Regions from separate parts of the Homo sapiens genome. Here region 1 is linked to region 2. A link is a loop called in an ENCODE intact Hi-C map of the cell type or tissue named here. Cell type or tissue: mammary epithelial cell. All regions are shown on one strand. Each heading gives the region's core, and the rest is flanking DNA. Links, peaks and the distances in the headings are about the cores only.

Region 1 (2,617 bases), core at 1-2,500, 290 kb before region 2:
CAGGTGAGACCAAGGCAGACTCTCTAGGAGCCAAGGATGCCCTCTTTCTTCGTGTTCCACCCTCAGTTCTCCCACGCCCTTCTCCACTCCAGTCTCTTCCCAACCTCTGCAGCGTTACCTCACCTGTTTGCCCCGTCCTTGCTTGTGAGTCTTCCAGGGGATGGCACAGTTTTCCTGTGTAAGTGTGTTTGCTCCCTCTTGCCCATGTCCAGGTTCTATGAATTTGAATGCTGTGTGTGTCGCGGGGGCCCTGAGAAAGTCCGGAGACTACAGCTTCGCTGGTGAGCTGGATTGGGCATGACCTCAGTGTAACTCCACACCACAGTATTTCACTCTATATGCCCCAACCTCCCACCTCAGGACTCCCCTGGCTCTTAAAATGCCTCTGTGGTCTTGAAAACTTTGTTTTTCCAGGGTGGATGTGGCCCATCTTGTCCTGTATCACCTCAGTGTTTGCTGTAAGAAGAAATACTTTGATTTTGATCGTGAGATCCTCCCCTTCACTTCTGAGAATTGGGACAGTTTGCTCCTGGGGGAGGTAAGGGGTAGTGCAGTTTTGGGGGTTGGGATGGGACAGGGAGATGTAGCGGAAAGGGGAAGAGAAGAAATCACTGCTCCCCTGGCCCCATTTTTCTTCATTTCTCCCAGCTTTCAGACACCCCCAAAGGAGAACGTTCTTCCAGGCTCCTCTCTGCTCTTAACAGCCACAAGGACCGGTGAGTTGGAGGGAAGAGGAGGCAAGGATGAGGCTCGGAAAGAGATGGAGAGTGGAAGCCTGGAAGGGGAGGGGCTTGCAACCCACCTGGAAGACTGTGACTGAAAAGGATTGAGGAATGGCGTAAGGAGGAACCGTTTTTTACAGCACTGACCCTATATCATTTCTCTTCTTGCCCCAGTTTCATTTCAGGGAGAGAGATTAAGAAGAGGAAATGTTTGTTTGGTCTCCATGCTCGGATGCCTCCCCCTGTGGAGCCCCCTACTGGAGATGGAGCACTCACCAGGTCACTGGTCCAGGGGGGATGGGGGAAATTCTCAGGGTGTTAGTCCTGGGGGGTATATGTATAGAGATGGGGAGGTCTTGGGGGTGTCCGGGAGGGGGCTGGGGGGATAAGGAGGCCTCTTACAGCTTCCCTTCAGGGCAGGGCCCTGGGGGAGGGGTCTCACGTCCCCTGGGGAAGCGCCGGAGGCCGGAGCCAGAGCCCCTGAGGAGGAGGCAGAAGGGGAAAGTGGAGGAGCTGGGGCCACCCTCAGCAGTGCGCAATCAGCCCGAGCCCCAGGAGCAGAGGGAGCGGGCTCATCTGCAGAGGGCACTGCAGGTACTGGAGCAGGGGGAACCCGATGGAGCAAATGGTGGGGTGTGGGAAGGAGTCAAGGATTATCTCTCAGTCCTTTGCCCCCTCTTCTAGGCCTCAGTGTCTCCACCATCCCCCAGCCCTAACCAGAGTTACCAGGGCAGCAGCGGCTACAACTTCCGGCCCACAGATGCCCGCTGCCTGCCCAGGTCAGTGCTCCTCTGCCCCTCCCCCACAAAATATGCTCCCAATTATTCACATCTTCTGGACTTTATCACCCAGAATTCTTTTCCCTCTCCCCCTTGGCTACCCACTTCTTGGCCTAGACCGACTTCTAGAACTAGTGTCTGGTAGCCAGTATTCTGGGGAAGGGAGTCCCTTGGGGGTAGTGTTTGAGCTCTGCACTTCCCAGGGGGAGAAGGTCCTGTTCCCCTGCTTCAGGTCCTGACTTTCCCCACTCCAACCCCAGCAGCCCCATCCGGATGTTTGCTTCCTTCCACCCTTCTGCCAGCACCGCAGGGACCTCTGGGGACAGTGGACCCCCAGACAGGTGAGATTCTGTCTTCTATTACCAGTGATGCTCTTCTTCCCCTCTATGTGCTCAAGGCTCTTAGTCTCTAACACTGTTTCTCTGATTCACATGTGCTCTCCATTTCTGCCCATTTCTTACAATTGCCTTCTCTCCCTAGGTCACCCCTGGAACTTCACATTGGTTTCCCCACAGACATCCCTAAAAGTGCCCCCCACTCGATGACTGCCTCATCTTCCTCAGTTTCATCCCCATCCCCAGGTCTTCCTAGACGCTCAGCACCCCCTTCTCCCCTGTGCCGTAGTTTGTCTCCTGGGACTGGGGGAGGAGTCCGAGGTGGGGTTGGTTACCTGTCCCGAGGGGACCCTGTCCGGGTCCTTGCTCGGAGAGTACGGCCTGATGGCTCTGTGCAGTACCTGGTTGAGTGGGGAGGAGGGGGCATCTTCTGAACAGCCTGCCTCTGCCCAGCTCCCCATTCACACACACCGGCACTTTCATACCCTGACCTCTGACCTCACCTACAGCTGGGATGTACCTGGAGAGATAGGGGGTAGTTCTCCCTACTGCCCAGGCTGGAATCCAAGAGTGGGGAGTGGGGAAGAGGCCCTCTTCTCTACCCTCCTTCATGATTCCTGACCCCTCCCATCCTTCCCATTTCCTTTGATGTTATTTTGTTACAGCTTTTTAAATATTTTTTAAAATTATTTAACCCCTGGGGGCAGAGACTGAGGAGGGAGGATGATAAGGGATCCCGGACTCTGTATGATTGAAATAAAGAGAAATAAACAAATCTAGC
Region 2 (2,960 bases), core at 1-2,500:
AGAGTTGACATGTAATAGCAGGTGACACCACCAGGTTTTAATCTCAGAAGAGAGTTTTCTAGAAGCCCAAATCCTCAAAACTTAAGTTGCTGAAGGCTGCCAGAAGAAGAGGAAAGACACATTTCTAGAATACCAGAAGGAAATGTGTCAGGGCCATGCCCTCCCAGAAAAGGTTAACCTATTTTTGTATATAATATACTTGGCAACAAAAATAGTAATTTTCCAGTACCTGCCTACTTCATCCCTGGCTCTCCGGCCCCCCTCCTTAGGGACAATGGAGATAGGGAAGTAAGGAAAGGACGGGCTTGGCAGGATGTTTCCTTTCTTGATAATCAGAGTCTATCAATGACTCTAAAACATACCTAGTTAAACTCATATCTAACCCACAGACCACGTCCCCTGGGTCACATAACTCTTAGGCGGATATCCCCAAACACGTTTATTGAATGGTTTTTTGTTTTAATTAAAACCTTCATTGTTTATAAAGCCCTCTTAAGACCATAAAAATAAAATTATTTTCCTTCCATCCTGATTTCAACTACTTCCATTTGGCAAATAGGTATTCCTCTGTTCCCTGATGCCCAGCCTTGAATTTAAAAGCCCTAAAGATAGATTTTCTTTTTTAAATAACGCCTTTGACCTTCTCCACAGTATATGGTCAAAATGCATGCGCCCTGTAGCTTCAGAATTTCCTCTGGGCTGTTCTACAAGACTTTCCATCAAGCAAAACTGTCTTCTTAGACAATTCCCCTTGGCCACTCAAACTCAGAATCATTTGCAAACCAATGAGAAAAGGCAGCTGTGCTTTCATTACCTGTGGACAGGATCAGCTTGTACTCTTCCAACGACAGGCCACTGAAGCTGGTGTCTCTGGGGCGAGGGTACTGGTCACCGGGGCAGAAAGGAAGTGAAGGGAGGGGAGAGATCAGCACACAAGCCCTGCTCTCTAACTGCATTTCACCTAGGCCCTGGGCAACCAGAGGCCAGGAGGCCTAGCAAGGAGAAGAGCAGCGCCACCTCGAGGTCAAGACTTGGCCTCGCAAGAACCAGTACAGTCTCCAGGAGGCAGCTCCAACTATAATGTACCCGTGAGTCCTCCCTGGAAAACGCAGGTATGGGTGGGGCCCCTGATTCTGCATTTCTAACCAGTTCCCAGGTGATGCCCATGCTGCTGCTCATGGATCACATGTTAGCAGGGAGGATTTAGAAAAAATCAATTTTCCACATAGGCATATGGCCACAAATGTTTGTGGAGTTAATGAGCATATTTTTCAAGTATGGGAAAAACCACTCTAAATGGAATTTGACAGTAATCATGTTGGGCCCAGCTCCGTAAAAGGAGGGCACTTTCCCAATCATCCCATCTTTATCACCAGAATGTGGGGAGGTGTCAGTTCCGTCAGAGTGGATGGGAAAATAGGTATAAATCCAATGGCTGTCAGACATTCCCAGGAGCACACACTGGCATATCAAATACATGGCTTCTATTCATAATTGGTTTTGTTTCTTCCCTATATTCACAATTTTAAATAGCTTTTATTTAGGTGGCCTAAAAGCCTCTACCAGGCACCTCTGTTGGCTTGGTTGAAATTACTGGTTTCATTTGAACGCAGCAAAGCCAAGTCTTTACAAAACATTACCTAATCAGATTTTCACTCATTCTTATTAGTTGTCCCGTCAGAAAGCTGGGTATATAAAAGACTGTGGCCCACTCACCTTGTGTTTGTAGTAGTTTGAATGGAGTCGCGCTAAGCTCTCGTACATCTGATCACAGGCCTCAGGCTCTGCAACCTGAAAAGCAAAGAATCCCAAAGGAGGTGAGCAAAGGAGTCCTGCCTCCCACAGTGTCTGTACCTTGAGGAAAGACCATACTTAATAAAGCGTTCACATGAAGCAGGCCTGCAGCTAGCACTGGCTTCTCCACTCTGCGGGAAGCAAACCTGGACTACAGCTCTGCTATTAGAAACTACTTTTTGGAGGCATAGCTCTGCCTCATCAACTCCCCAACCTACAGAAAAATCAGATCAATTAATCAGCAAACAAGCATTTGTTGAGCATCTGTGACTTGTGAGCCACGACACCAGCTGCAGTGGGAGATGCCACAATAGAAATGTAAGGTTGGAAAGGCGTGCCTAACAAAGGGGGTGCTGGGCAGAGTGGGCTACAGGGACTCAGTGGGGGAGTCCCCGCATGCTCAAGTGGTCAGTGCATGATGGAAGTGAGACAATGCTAGGTTCTGAAGGAAGCACAGCAGAAGGTCAGCAAGCAGAAGGTCAGCAAGCAGAAGGGAGAAGGGCAGGCCTTCCTGGGGGAGGAGATGCCGTCAGCAAGGAAGAGGAGGCAGGAATCCTGTGGGATGCTTCAGGCCAGACCAGTAGATTCTTTTGTTTTTTTTGAGACAGTCTCTCACTCTATTGCCCAGGCTGGAGTGCAGTGGCGCAATCTTGGCTCACTGCAACCTCCGCCTCCTGGGTTCAAGCAATTCTCCAGCCTCAGCCTCCTGAGTAACTGGGATTAAAGGCATGTGCCACCACACCCAGCTAATTTTTGTATTTTTTAGTAGAGACAGGGTTTCACCATGCTGGCCAGGCTGGTTTCGAACTCCTGACCTCAAGCGATCCACCTGCCTCAGCCTCCCAGAGTGTTGGGGTTACAGGCATGAGCCACCATGCCCGGCCTCAGACCAACAGATTCTTTTAGCAAAGGCAAAAAAAAAAAAAATCATCTGAGTTCTCAATCTATGATAAGTGGGGAGCTGCTGAAACTCTACAAGAAGGAAAGAAACATGAAGAAGGCAACATTTAAGATAAAATGTGTAAACTGAGGAGAACCAAGCCAGGACCACAGTTAGGTCCTGCTAGAAAGGAGATGGCCCAGAACACTGAGGCCTTGCCATAGAAAGGGTGATGTAAGTCAATTCTCTGGTGCCAGAGACAGCAGTGCCCCTGCTGGACCTTCTC

Evidence for each region. Hi-C counts contacts between places; a loop is a spot of excess contacts. Peaks named below come from ENCODE experiments on the same cell type or tissue, not always from the same donor. Only the 100,000 strongest peaks of a DNase experiment are listed, where the experiment ranks them.
Region 1: it touches region 2 in a loop (2.6-fold over the local background); 9 of 110 quality-filtered maps call a loop at or near these places.

What each region holds. Positions count from the first base shown.
Region 1 is chr6:33,413,829-33,416,445 of GRCh38, forward strand. PHF1 (PHD finger protein 1) reads left to right here. Exons shown (of 15, transcript NM_024165.3): 7 at 1-3; 8 at 213-281; 9 at 415-538; 10 at 649-716; 11 at 897-1,001; 12 at 1,127-1,316; 13 at 1,407-1,501; 14 at 1,762-1,842; 15 at 1,982-2,611. The coding sequence ends at 2,270. It overlaps CUTA (cutA divalent cation tolerance homolog), which reads right to left. Exons shown (of 6, transcript NM_001014840.2): 6 at 2,614-2,617. Among named protein-coding and RNA genes, the nearest start is that of CUTA, 3.0 kb to the right of the region's middle. In mammary epithelial cell, for the core only: a CTCF peak has its summit at 982 (motif pointing left); no DNase peak of the experiment used is centred there.
Region 2 is chr6:33,699,630-33,702,589 of GRCh38, forward strand. It overlaps UQCC2 (ubiquinol-cytochrome c reductase complex assembly factor 2), which reads right to left. Exons shown (of 4, transcript NM_032340.4): 2 at 1,717-1,791; 3 at 815-884. Among named protein-coding and RNA genes, the nearest start is that of MIR3934, 3.0 kb to the left of the region's middle. In mammary epithelial cell, for the core only: a CTCF peak has its summit at 1,016 (motif pointing left); a DNase peak (open chromatin) is centred at 1,022.